Linked DNA regions of Homo sapiens: regions 1 and 3 are each linked to region 2. Evidence: read pairs that join two places in POLR2A ChIA-PET (ENCODE). Cell type or tissue: endothelial cell of umbilical vein. All regions are shown on one strand.

The links. Peaks named below come from ENCODE experiments on the same cell type or tissue, not always from the same donor. Only the 100,000 strongest peaks of a DNase experiment are listed, where the experiment ranks them.
Region 1: POLR2A ChIA-PET joins it to region 2 with 5 read pairs; 5 of 35 experiments call an interaction of 5 or more read pairs at or near these places.
Region 3: POLR2A ChIA-PET joins it to region 2 with 5 read pairs; 2 of 35 experiments call an interaction of 5 or more read pairs at or near these places.

What each region holds. Positions count from the first base shown.
Region 1 is chr4:122,816,861-122,820,860 of GRCh38, reverse strand. No RefSeq gene overlaps it. Among named protein-coding and RNA genes, the nearest start is that of FGF2, 8.0 kb to the left of the region's middle. In endothelial cell of umbilical vein, no CTCF peak of the experiment used is centred here; no DNase peak of the experiment used is centred here.
Region 2 is chr4:122,889,035-122,893,034 of GRCh38, reverse strand. It overlaps FGF2 (fibroblast growth factor 2), which reads right to left. Exons shown (of 3, transcript NM_001361665.2): 3 at 1-824. The coding sequence ends at 639. It overlaps NUDT6 (nudix hydrolase 6), which reads left to right. Exons shown (of 5, transcript NM_007083.5): 5 at 1-458. The coding sequence ends at 207. Among named protein-coding and RNA genes, the nearest start is that of NUDT6, 32 kb to the left of the region's middle. In endothelial cell of umbilical vein, no CTCF peak of the experiment used is centred here; a DNase peak (open chromatin) is centred at 2,454; H3K27ac peaks cover 1,608 bases.
Region 3 is chr4:123,172,924-123,176,923 of GRCh38, reverse strand. The region is part of intron 14 of AFG2A (AAA ATPase AFG2A); the gene reads right to left. Among named protein-coding and RNA genes, the nearest start is that of SPRY1, 220 kb to the left of the region's middle. In endothelial cell of umbilical vein, no CTCF peak of the experiment used is centred here; no DNase peak of the experiment used is centred here.

The DNA of each region.
Region 1 (4,000 bases), 72 kb after region 2:
ACGTAACCGGTAACCTTAAAAACTGCTTCGTGACATGGAGACCAAGCATTAAAAGACAAGTCTTTGGAGTTTTTTTAAAAAAGAAAGCAATGTGAAGGCTGAGGCGGGTGGATCACCTGAGGTCAGGAGTTCAAGATCAGCCTGGCCAACATGGAGAAACCCCGTCTCTACTAAAAATACAAAAATTAGTTGGGCATGGTGACAGGCACCTGTAATCCCAGCTACTCAGGAGGCTGAGGCAGGAGAACTTCTTGAACCCAGGAGGCAGAGGTTCCAGTGAGCTCAGATGACGCCACTGCACTCCAGCCTGGGCAACAGAGCAAGACTCCGTCTAAAAAAAAAAAAAAGAAAGAAAAAAAAAGAAAACAATGTGAACATGAACAGAAGCAATTTTCGAAGGCCACCACGTCATCAAATGTGTCTCCACTGAGAGCTTCATTAGTGGCTAACTGCATTGCTAAAGCTAAGAAGCCCTTTACTATTGGTGAAGAGTTGACCCTGCCTGCTCTAAGGATATTTGCTGTGAACTTTTAGGAGAGGCTGCAGTTCAAAAGGCGGCACATGTTCTTCTTTTGGCTAGCACCATAACTAGACGAAATGATAAAATAGCAGACGATATTGCGTCACAATTTTAGAGAGGATTAATGAGTCACTGTGGTACACAATCCAGGTTGATGACTCCAGAGATATTGACAACAGGGGACAATGCCATGTTTTTCAAGAGGATGTGCATGAAGATATGTTGTATGCACTTTTGTTGCCAACCAACACCATGGCTGCAGAACTATTAAAGTCTTTGAATGATTACATATCGGGAAAACTGCATTGGTCATTTTGTGCCAGCATATGTATGGATGGAGTGGCTGCCATGACTGAATAGCTTTCTGATTTCACTACTTGGGTCAAAGATGTCACTCCGAATGTGAGTGTGTCACATTCAGAAGACACTGTGTCATCCATACAGAAATGCTGGCTAGTCAAAAACTGTCACCTGAACTTAACAACATTTTGCAGGATGTTGATAAAATTATCAACCACATTAAAATACATACCCTTAACTCACATCCGTTCACACAGCTCTGTGAGGAGATGGACACAGAGCACACAAGTCTTCTCTTATACACAGAAGTGAGATGGCTTTCTAAAAGTAGATCACTGGCCAGAGTTTTTGAGTTACAAGAGCCGCTGCAGGCATTTAGAAAAAAGTCACCACTGGCAGCACATTTTAGTGCCACAGAATGGGTCACAAAACTTGATTACTTTTGTGACATATTCAGCCTGCTTAATGAACTCAATCTGTCACTCCAAGACAGAACAACAACTTCAAGTTGTAAGGTAAAGTGGCTGCATTCAAAGCCAAACTAGGGCTGGGCACAGTGGCTCACGCCTGTAATCCCAGCACTTTGGGAGGCTGAGGCGGGCAGATCACTAGAGGTCAGGAGTTCGAGACCAGCCTGAGCAACATGGCGAAAACCCGTCTAGACTAAAAATAAAAAATTAGCCGGGCGTGGTGGTATGCACCTGTAGTCCCATCTATTCGGGAGGCTGAGGCAAGAGAATTGCTCGAACTTGGGAGGGTGAGATTGCAGTGAGCCGAGATTATGCCACTGCACTCCAGCCTGGGTGACAGAGTGAAACTACGTCTGGAAAAAAAAAAAAAAAAAGCCAAACTGGAATTATGTGGGCAACAGTGAACATTGGGATTTCTGACATGTTTCAGACATTAGCAGAAATTTGGAAAGAGACTGAGCCAGGGCCTTCTTTCTCCCAGCTGGTGCATGATCACCTATCTCGGATTTCAAAAGACTTTGAGCATTACTTCCCAATCACAAAAGACCCCTGAACTGGGAAGGAAAGGATCTGCCACCCATTTGTGGATAAGCCAGGGGAATCGACTTTGTCCATGCTGGAAGAGGATCAGCTGCTGGAGATGGCAAATGACCGTGGCCTTAAAAGTATGTTTGATCTGACTTCAAATCTCCATACGTTCTGGACTAAAGTCACGGCGAAATATCCTGAGGTTGTCACAAAAGCAATGAAAAGCCTGCTTCCATTTCCATCATGCCATCTTTGTGAAATAGAGTTTTCTGCAGTGACAGCAACCAAAATGAGATTACAGAGTAGACTGGACATAAACAACACATTTCAGGTGTCACTCTCTCCTGTCATCCCTAAATGGGACCATCTAGTTGCATGAAAACAAGCTCAGGGTTCCCACTGGTTCTACATTATGGTAAGTTGTATATTTATTTTATTATATATTACAATGCAATAATAATAGAAATAAACTGCACAGTAAATGTAATGCACTTGAATCATCCTGAAACTATCCCCCACCCCACCCCCTGCCCCATGCTATCCATGGAAAAATTGTCTTCCACAAAACCGGTCCCCTGTGTCAAAAAGGTTGGGGACTGCTGATCTATGTGACTATAATAATCAAGTGACTAGTCTCAGCTCATAGACTGATTTTGCCTTCCCAAGATCAAACCCTAAGTTCAGAAAAGTGAGAAAAATGAAAACTTCATGATGTCTTTTACTCTTAAATCATCTTTGCAGCTTCCTAGAGGGCCATTAGGTAACCACAAATACTTGGGTTTTTAAACTTTCTTTCTTTCTTTCTTTCTTTTTGAGATGGAGTCTTACTCTGTTGTCCAGGCTGGAATAGAGTGGCATGATCTCGGCTCACTGCAACCTCTGCCTCCCAGGTTCAAATGATCCTTCTGCCTCAGCCCCCCTAGTAGCTGGGATTACAGGCATGTGCCACCATGCCTGGCTAATTTTTGTATTTTTAGTAGAGACGGGGTTTCTCCATGTTCGCCAGGCTGGTCTTGAACTCCTGACCTCAGGTGATCCACCCGCCTCAGCCTCCCAAATTGCTGGGATTACAGGCGTGAGCCACCGCACCGGGCCCAGGTTTTTTAACCTTTTAATGAGAATGATGCTAGAAGTAATTATGTTTATTCATATGTTCTATATTTTTTTTAATTAGCCCAACACTTTTCTAAGAGTTGCATTGGAGGAGCTATTGAATCAAAGGAGCTGAGTGTTTCCTACATTAAGTTCATTCATATAAATTGTTATTTATAATAAACATGTTACAAAGATGGCCCTTTCCAGGAAGGCCCTGTTATTCTTTATCTTCTGTGTAACGTACTCAGATTACAGAGATTCTGATCTCATTGTTCATTTGTTCTTATTTAGATATTAATTAAAAGGGGCATCCTGACTCTGAATTCAAGGCTTTTTTTTTAAAAATATGCCAATACTAGGAGGAAAAAACTTACCATTTTAAAGCAACCTTGCAAGAAGCAAGAATTTGAATTTATCTTTGGGGCAGACTGCTCCTTGGTTGTGGAAAGCAAGTCCTCACCACCAGTGTTGCCCTGCTCTAAACAAAGTAATAGACAAAGGACAAACTGGGAAAATACACAGTGTCTTTGACATCAAAGCTAATCTTCTAAATACAGAAAGAGATCTTAACTGTCAATGAGAAAAGATCCATGGGCAAAGGTATATAAAGAGGTAGTTTGTAGAAAAAGAAATGTAAATGGATGTTTAAAATGTGAGTAAAAAAAGTACAAATTAAACCTAGAATGAGATCTATTCTTCTTCTACTCAGATGGGCCCAGTTAAAACGTTTAATAATTATAGCAGTAGTATAAAGTAACAGTTACTCTCACTGTTGGTGGGAGGTCTAATCAGCAATAACTTTCAATATTTGAGATAAGTATACCTTTAGATCCAGGATTTTCCTTTCTGGAAATTTATTCTACAGACATATTCATACATGTGCCCAAAGATGTATGTACATATGTGCTTGAACTTTGCTTGTGGTTGCAAAAGACTGAAAATAAGCAATATAAATGGTTATCAATAGGGGCTAGTAAAAAGAAATGATAGTAGATACATTTATTTAATAAATTATTGAAAGCCTATCATTGCCAGATATAACTCTATAATGAACTTTGTAGTTTTTTAATACATAAAGTAGACCTAT
Region 2 (4,000 bases):
ATGGATCTCAATGACCTGGCGAAGACTGAAAATACAACTCCCATCACCAGCAGAGTTGCTAGGCTGCTGCTGTATGGGTACAGAGAAGGGTTTGACAAAATTGACCTGACTGTGGAAGAACTTCCAGCAGTTTACACAGGACTGTTTTATAAACTCTATCATAAGGAACTGCCAGAGAATTATAAAACTATGAAAGGAATTGATTAAATTCACATTTATATGTTTAGAAACATGTAGACTAACGAATGACATAAGAAATAGTGGACATTTTGGATTGATTAAACATCTGACTGTGATTTTCTAATGTATATGATTTCCATGAAGAAATTTTGTTTCTAAACATGCACATTTTAAAAGCCTCTTTTCGAATAAAGCAAATGCGTGAAAAAGATCATTGCTCTAGGTAAGCTTCACTGGGTAACAGCAGATGCAATATAAAAGGGAGAATATACATTTTACAACTTTTGTTATTTTTCTTTACTGGGACAATGGTTACATATTTTACTACTGGATAAAAAATTGTTTGACCAATTATCCAAACTGAGCTATACACATTTATTTTCTTTTACTCTCATTAACAAATTTCTAAAATATACTTCTTCTTTCATGTGAAATGAGATTAGATGTGGCCATTAAAATCAGCTCTTAGCAGACATTGGAAGAAAAAGTATAGCTTTCTGCCCAGGTCCTGTTTTGGATCCAAGTTTATACTGCCCAGTTCGTTTCAGTGCCACATACCAACTGGTGTATTTCCTTGACCGGTAAGTATTGTAGTTATTAGATTCCAATCGTTCAAAAAAGAAACACTCATCCGTAACACATTTCTGAAAAATAAAGGAAGAATTACCTGTTATTATTATCATTATTATTATTACACTTTTCATATTAAATATTTATGATAGTATAATGCCTATTCTGCTCAACCAGCAGCAGTGATGTTGGGTTCAGCAGGGCAATCAAACTAACAAGATTCAATGGGCCAAAATGTGACACAGACTAGTTCTGAAGAAGGATGCAGGCCAGGAACACAGCATGTCAGCAGGACAGCATCAAGTATGTCTCTTCAGTAGGAGTTCAGAGACAATTCTCCAGCTCCAAAACAGACAGGTCAGGTGTTAAACACAAGGAGGGACATACCCAGTAAGAAGAAATATGCTATGGGAAGCCCAAAGCTATAGCTCCCAGCAGTATTTATGATCCATCCACACTCTTCCCAGTCCCAAGGTAGGTTACCAATCAGGGATCATTTTTACTTTTATCAGAAGCAGCAGTAGAAGGCTAACCCATTGTAATCTTTCCATACAGAAGGAGGTTTGTTAATACTTTACTCACAAGAAGAGTTAATTCCCCAAATTTTAACAAAAAGTTTTAAGTGGCTAATGTTTTTTAAGGCATAATAATGAATAGTTTATTGTACAGAAAATAGCTATTGGTATATAATGCCAAAAATAATATTGGAACATTATATTACATATGATTAACAATCTCCAAACACTGTTAGACAATGAGGAATAAGTAAGTATCATACTGATTTCTGGCAGTCTCTTTCAGGAGGGAGGGACTTTGCCTTTTAATTTCAATTCAACTATTTATCAAAAAAAAAAAAAAAAGGATAGCTGGCTTTCAAAAAGACCTGGAAATAATACTCCAAGTAATGGAATTTAATAGCTACCACATTATTTAAGATAAATGTTCGGCCGGGCGCGGTGGCTCACGCCTGTAATCCTAGCACTTTGGGAGGCCGAGACGGGCGGATCACGAGGTCAGGAGATCGAGACCATCTTGGCTAACACGGTGAAACCCCGTTTCTACTAAAAATACAAAAAATTAGCCGGGCGTGTTGGCGGGCGCCTGTAGTCCCAGCTACTTGGGAGGCTGAGGCAGGAGAATGGCATGAACCTGGGAGGCGGAGCTTGCAGTGAGCCGAGATCGCGCCACTGCACTCCAACCTGGGAGACACAGCGAGACTCCGTCTCAAAAAAACAAAACAAAACAAAACAAAAAAAAAAAAAAGATAAATTGTTCAAAAAGCAACTTCACAGGGTAGCACTGAAGATACTTACTGACCTCAAAGGGGAAAAATTAATTTATTCACTTCAAAAGGAAAAATCATTTTTACATTATAATTATGTGTATATATATCAATCGAATGATAAACTTATATAGAAAACACATGTAAATTTTATCTAAACACATAAATATAAGATGTATACAGAGACATAAATATATGGTTTTGTATTAATACCACATTCCAGTTTATTTCTATATACTCATATCTAGGAAACTTCAGGTTTGGAAAAGCCCACATTAAAAAGACTTGAACCTTTTCCCAGATTCCTTGGTTCTAAGATAAGGCAAACAATGGCACAAACTGTGACAAAAACATAAATTAATTGGCAAAACAAGGAAAAGAGCTGGCATAATAACAAAAATGTAAAGTAAAGCCTGGGAAAGAACTAAAAGTGACTAATGTGTCTCAGCCATCTAAAGTAAGGGTGTGGTATTAGATCCTGTAATCTTCTAGAGATAAGAATTTTACTGGATATTTACTTGGTTTTAATATTTTGACCACTGTTAAATGGATTTTTAAAAACTGAAATACAAACTTAACTAATTTGCCTATTATGTAATACGTTACTCATAAAGAAACTCAATTCTTCATGATGCAAATAAATCACAGCCTTACAGAGAAGCACACATTGACAGGACCCAGCTATATGAAACACAGGACTGTCTTGTGCTGTTCATAAAGATTCAAATGTGATAAGAGTGAAACACCTAAACTTAGAGTAATATAGACCAATATATTCCAAATCCAATACTTTTACTCTACCTCTAGTGAAATTTAGTACCCCTCTCGTGTGAACTGAAGTTAACCTGTTACTTTATTCTGTCATCTTCATTGCCACTGATAAAAGAAAAAAAAATCTTCCCTTTTCTCTATTCCAGGTTTATGATCAAGAATAGAAGCAGAAGGGAAACAAAGAGTGAAAGGAAAATTCATAGTAACCATAAAGACAACATGAAAGGTCACCATGGAACTTCATAGACTGATTCCCCAGAGGTAAATTTAAACAACAGCATTTAGTCATATGTTCATTTGTTGGTGTTCTATCAGCTTCCCGGATGCCCCACCTTGCTAGCTGGCACTCCCTACAATGCTTGGCATACTAGAATACTAACTATTCCAATAACATTTGCCTTTTCAGCCAGTTCCTAATATTTCAGAGAAAAGAAACAGTACCAGGGACTAAGTGGATACATGATAGAACCCACAGCTTATTAATTAATTAATTTACTTATTTATTTATTACAAAAGTTATTTCTACTTTTGAAAAAAAACAGTGGAGGGAAGGAAACTTACATCTGTGCTGAATGTTCAGCAATGCAAATTTACTAAACAACTGTTTTGCTCTTGAAAACAAACTGCATTTTTTTAAAAAAATGAGTAGTAGGGCCAAAATTTAGTGGTCAAGAAAAGTAGATGTCTAACAGAGCAACATATGTACAATTTTCAATTGTCTCCATTCTGAGTTTCCAAGTCATCTTCAGTGACTGTGATCTCAGTGTGCCTATTAAAAACTGGTGCATTATAATTTTATTAATCTTTATAAACATATTTAAAGAACTGTTTTCCTATTATCAGTGTTTGCTCACCATTTCAAACTTCGGATAAAAAGGGGTCTTCAGAGGAATGCCACCACAAAGAAAGTGGCTTCTAAGGGCTTATAACAACTTGTACCTTGTTTCCAAAGCCTTATTTTATATAGGCCTAAGAGCTGAGAAATCCCTTAATGCATGATTATTGACTGCTTTTATGCATATACTTTAAAAGTCACAACAATATTTTAACATTATTATACTCATTAACAAATGAGGAATTTAAAACTCAGTGCTTTTGGTAACATTTCAGATTTTGGATACCTTTTGCCCTTACATCTACTTGATACCTTTATATCAAATTAAGTTTTTGTTTATGTGTTGCTTTTTTAAAATTGAA
Region 3 (4,000 bases), 280 kb before region 2:
CTCATTCCTTTTGGGGGAAATGTAAGACATTTAGGAAAAGCTTAAAGAAGGTATTCCTCCTCCTCCCCCTTCCCCCACCTCCCACAAGGCAAGAGTAGTAAATATAGATAAGATGCTGGGCTACAGGTCCTCTCCCACTCTTTCCCTTACCACTTTTCTGCAGAAGTGTAGACTTGTTTTAAGACTTTAGCTGCTGAAAATGAATTATCATAGTTTTCAATCTACATAGCACACTATCACATTGGTCCATACAAGGCTCTTCTCTTATTTAATATTTCCTTTCACCCCCAATATTGGCTACTGGCCCCTTCCGTCCGACCACACTAGAGATGAAAACCCTTGTATTTGGTATAGGGTCTTGTATACATATATTCATCCTTGAATAATACATACTACTGTTTTATTTATTATGTCTGTAATTTATATAAATAATATTATGTTATAGGACTTGCTGTAAGCCCTTTTTAATAATCACTACTACATTTTTAAGATCTTGTGTATTGTTGTAGTACTGAAAAACAGAAGGGATATTTGAGAGCTGCTCTGGTATTGTATTACTAGCATGGCCTTTATGTTATCATGAGCTGGTCTGAGACTCACTTGGTATTCTGTTGAACATGAACAATTTCACAGAACAGCAACATTAGACGAGGCCACTCTGTGACAGTAACAGATCAAGACAAAAACAAGACCGCTGCATATTCAGGTATGGACAAAATATGAACACTCTCCAAGCCACAAAATAAACATATATTCCCAGTTCCAGCTAGTAAGAGTGACTGCTTCTTTACCAATTACACCATTAGCTTCACTCAATTCTTCCCTCCTTACAGATGATTTAATTAAGATAATCAATCATGGTGTTGTCTCTGCCTCCTGAAAGTAAGCAATCCAGTACAATGCCCACTTTCTTAAGCTCTCCCCCATATCATCTCATACAAGCTCAGCTCTTATAATTCCCTCCTAACATCCTCTTGCTAAGACACCCCCAGTTCTGCAAGGTGTGCATTACCCCTCCATACAAGGAGGAATAAACCCAACTTGTTCCACTCCAGGTGTATGTTCCCAGGAGTCTCTGGCTGGAGGGCATTGCCTGAACATTTATTTTATTGCTCTGTTACAGAACGTTCCACAGGATGCATCCGTTGCATTTTACTTGACCATTCTCATAGTGATGGACACTTAAGTTGTCCTCAACCCCACACTACCAGAAACACTTCCACAGTAAACATCCTGGGATACACAACATTATCAAGCTGAAATGTGTTTCAATAGAATATGTACACGAAATGGCACTTCTGGGTGACAAGTTATAAACATATTTACTTTTACAAAGGACTGTGACATTGCTCTTCAGACCAGCTGTGTCAGCCTGCATTTCAACCAGCAGTGCATGAATGTCCTCATTACCCCAAATCCTCACCTATATTTTGATTTACCAACTGATTTTTCAAAAACTTCTTCCCAAATAGATGGGAAGTGGTATGTTGTTTCAATTAGCATTTCTCTAATTCCTCATAAGGTTGAACATCTCTCTTTATACACTTAGACAGTAAGGAGTCCCTTCCATGAATTGTCTAGTAACAACTTTTGCTTTTGTATATATTGGTTTCTTCTTGATTTGAAAGCATTTTTCTTATGGTCTACATATTTATCTCGTCTGCTTATGACACTGCAGATATCTTCTTCCAATCTGTCACTATTCTGTTAATTTTTTTACTCTTTAATCATTGAACAAAAATCTTTAGTTTTGACAATGTAAAGCAAAAAAAAATGTATCCCTGATAGTTTGTGCTTTTGCAGTAGGGTTTAAGAAGTTCTTCCTCATATCAAGATTAGAAAATAGGCTGGGCATGATGGCTTGCCTGACCCCAGGAGTTCAAGACCAGCCTGGGCAAAATGGTGAAACCCCATCTCTACAAAAATCAGCCAAGCATGGTGGCATGCAGCTGTTGTCCCAGCTACCTGAGGGGGATGAGGTGGGAGGATTGCTTGGGCCCAGGAGGTTGAGGGTGCAGTGAGCCGTGATCGTGCCACTGCACTCCAACCTGGATGACAAAGCAAGACTGTGTCTCAAAATAATATATATATATATATTTTTTTTAAAAAAGATCAGAAAAATATTCTCTTACATTTTCTTCTATTAGCTCTGTGGTTATACCTGTCACTTTTAAGTCCTTGTTCTCTGTGGAGTTCACATGGTATGTGATGTGAAGTAGGGGCCCAACTTTATTTTTAAAATTTTGTAAACCAGTCTTCAAGAACCTACTAAGCAACATTCCTTTTCCCCACCATGGTTCTGTTTTTGACCTGTCTCTTCTGTTTCGTTAGTGTAATCATCTGTTTCTATGCCAGTTCCATATTACTTTTACAAATATGGATTAAAATGTGGTTGAAAAAAATCATCCCTCTTCCTGATACATTTCAAAATAGACTTAGCTATCTAAGAAACTTTTTCTACATCAGAGTCAGTTAACTGAGGCTCCCCAAAAGTCTTATTATAATTTTAATTGGAATTGGATTTGGGGAGAATTGGTATCTTTATGTTGTTATGTGCCCCACCAATAGACATGTTATAGCTCTTCATTTAACCAAGTTTTCATTTACGTCCTTTAGTAAAGTTCTGTAATTTGTTCCATAAAGCTATTATAATTTTTTGTTAGGTTAATGTTTAAATGCATTATACTTTTTGTAATTGCTGTGAATTTTGAAGTGTAGTCACTGCTAAATCTGGAAAAACAAAACTACTGAAAGTATACTCAAAGTATATAGCTTGCTTGAAAGTATATAGCTTGAAACTATTGACAGTATATAGCTTGCTTCTTCTAGTTCTAATAATTTGCCCACATAGACAATGTATAACTTCCAAGTAAGGACTATTTTATCTATTTTAGTTTCTCTTTTCTGCTCCACCATTTCTCTGTCCACCTTTATTTCACTTTTTTTTTCTTATTGGACTAGTCAGATCTATATCAAGAATATATATTTGTCTTGCTTTGTATAAAGTTTGATTAAAGCTTTGGTATTGATATTTGTTGTAGGCTTTTGTATATAACTAGTTTGTAAAGTTTCCTTCTATTCCTAATTTTCTAAACTTTTAATTATATAGTTAAAGTTTATCAAATGCTTTTCAAAGCATACTTTTAGACAATTATATAATTTTTTTGCCTATTACATATTTTCACCATTAATATAGTGAATTTCTTTGATTTTTTAAATGTTAAACCATCCTTAACTTCCTTAGATAAAATACTATATTAAAAAATTACCAGCTGGGTGCAGTGGCTCAGGCCTATAATCCCAGCACTTTGGGAGGCTGAGACAGGCGGATCATGAGGTCAGGAGTTTGAGACCAGCCTGGCCAACATGGTGAAACCCTGTCTCTACTAAAACTACAAAAATTAGCTGGGCGTGGTGGTGGGCGCCTGTAAGCCCAGCTACTCGGGAGGCTGAGGCAGAAGAATCATTTGAACCTGGGAGGCAGAGGTTGCAGTGAGCAGAGATTGCACCATTGCACTCCAGCCTGGGTGACAGGGTGAGAATCCGACTCAAAAAAAAAAAAAAAAAAAAAAAAAAAAAAAAACCATTGGACTTATTCACTAAATTTGATTTAGAATTCCCACACTTGTAATGATAAGTGTGGTGGACCTATACTTTTCTGTTCTTGTGCTATCTTTTGGAATTAGGGTTGTACAAGCCTTGCAAAATTAGCCAGATAGTATCCTGGCTTTTTTTTATTTTTAAAGCATCCATATGAGACAGGAGTTACATCCCCTGAAAATCTGGTAACAATGTCCTATAAAATCTATTTGGCTTAGGAAAGTGTGTCTGTTTATTCAAGTGTTTGTGTTTAGTTTTTGGGGAGGGCTTTGACTACCATTTCAATATCTTTGACAATTATTAACCTATTTAAGTTTTCTACATTTTTACATATTTACTTTCCATTTTCGGCCTTGTGATTTAATGTAAGAAAATTAATTACAAAGAGGTTTTGAACAAC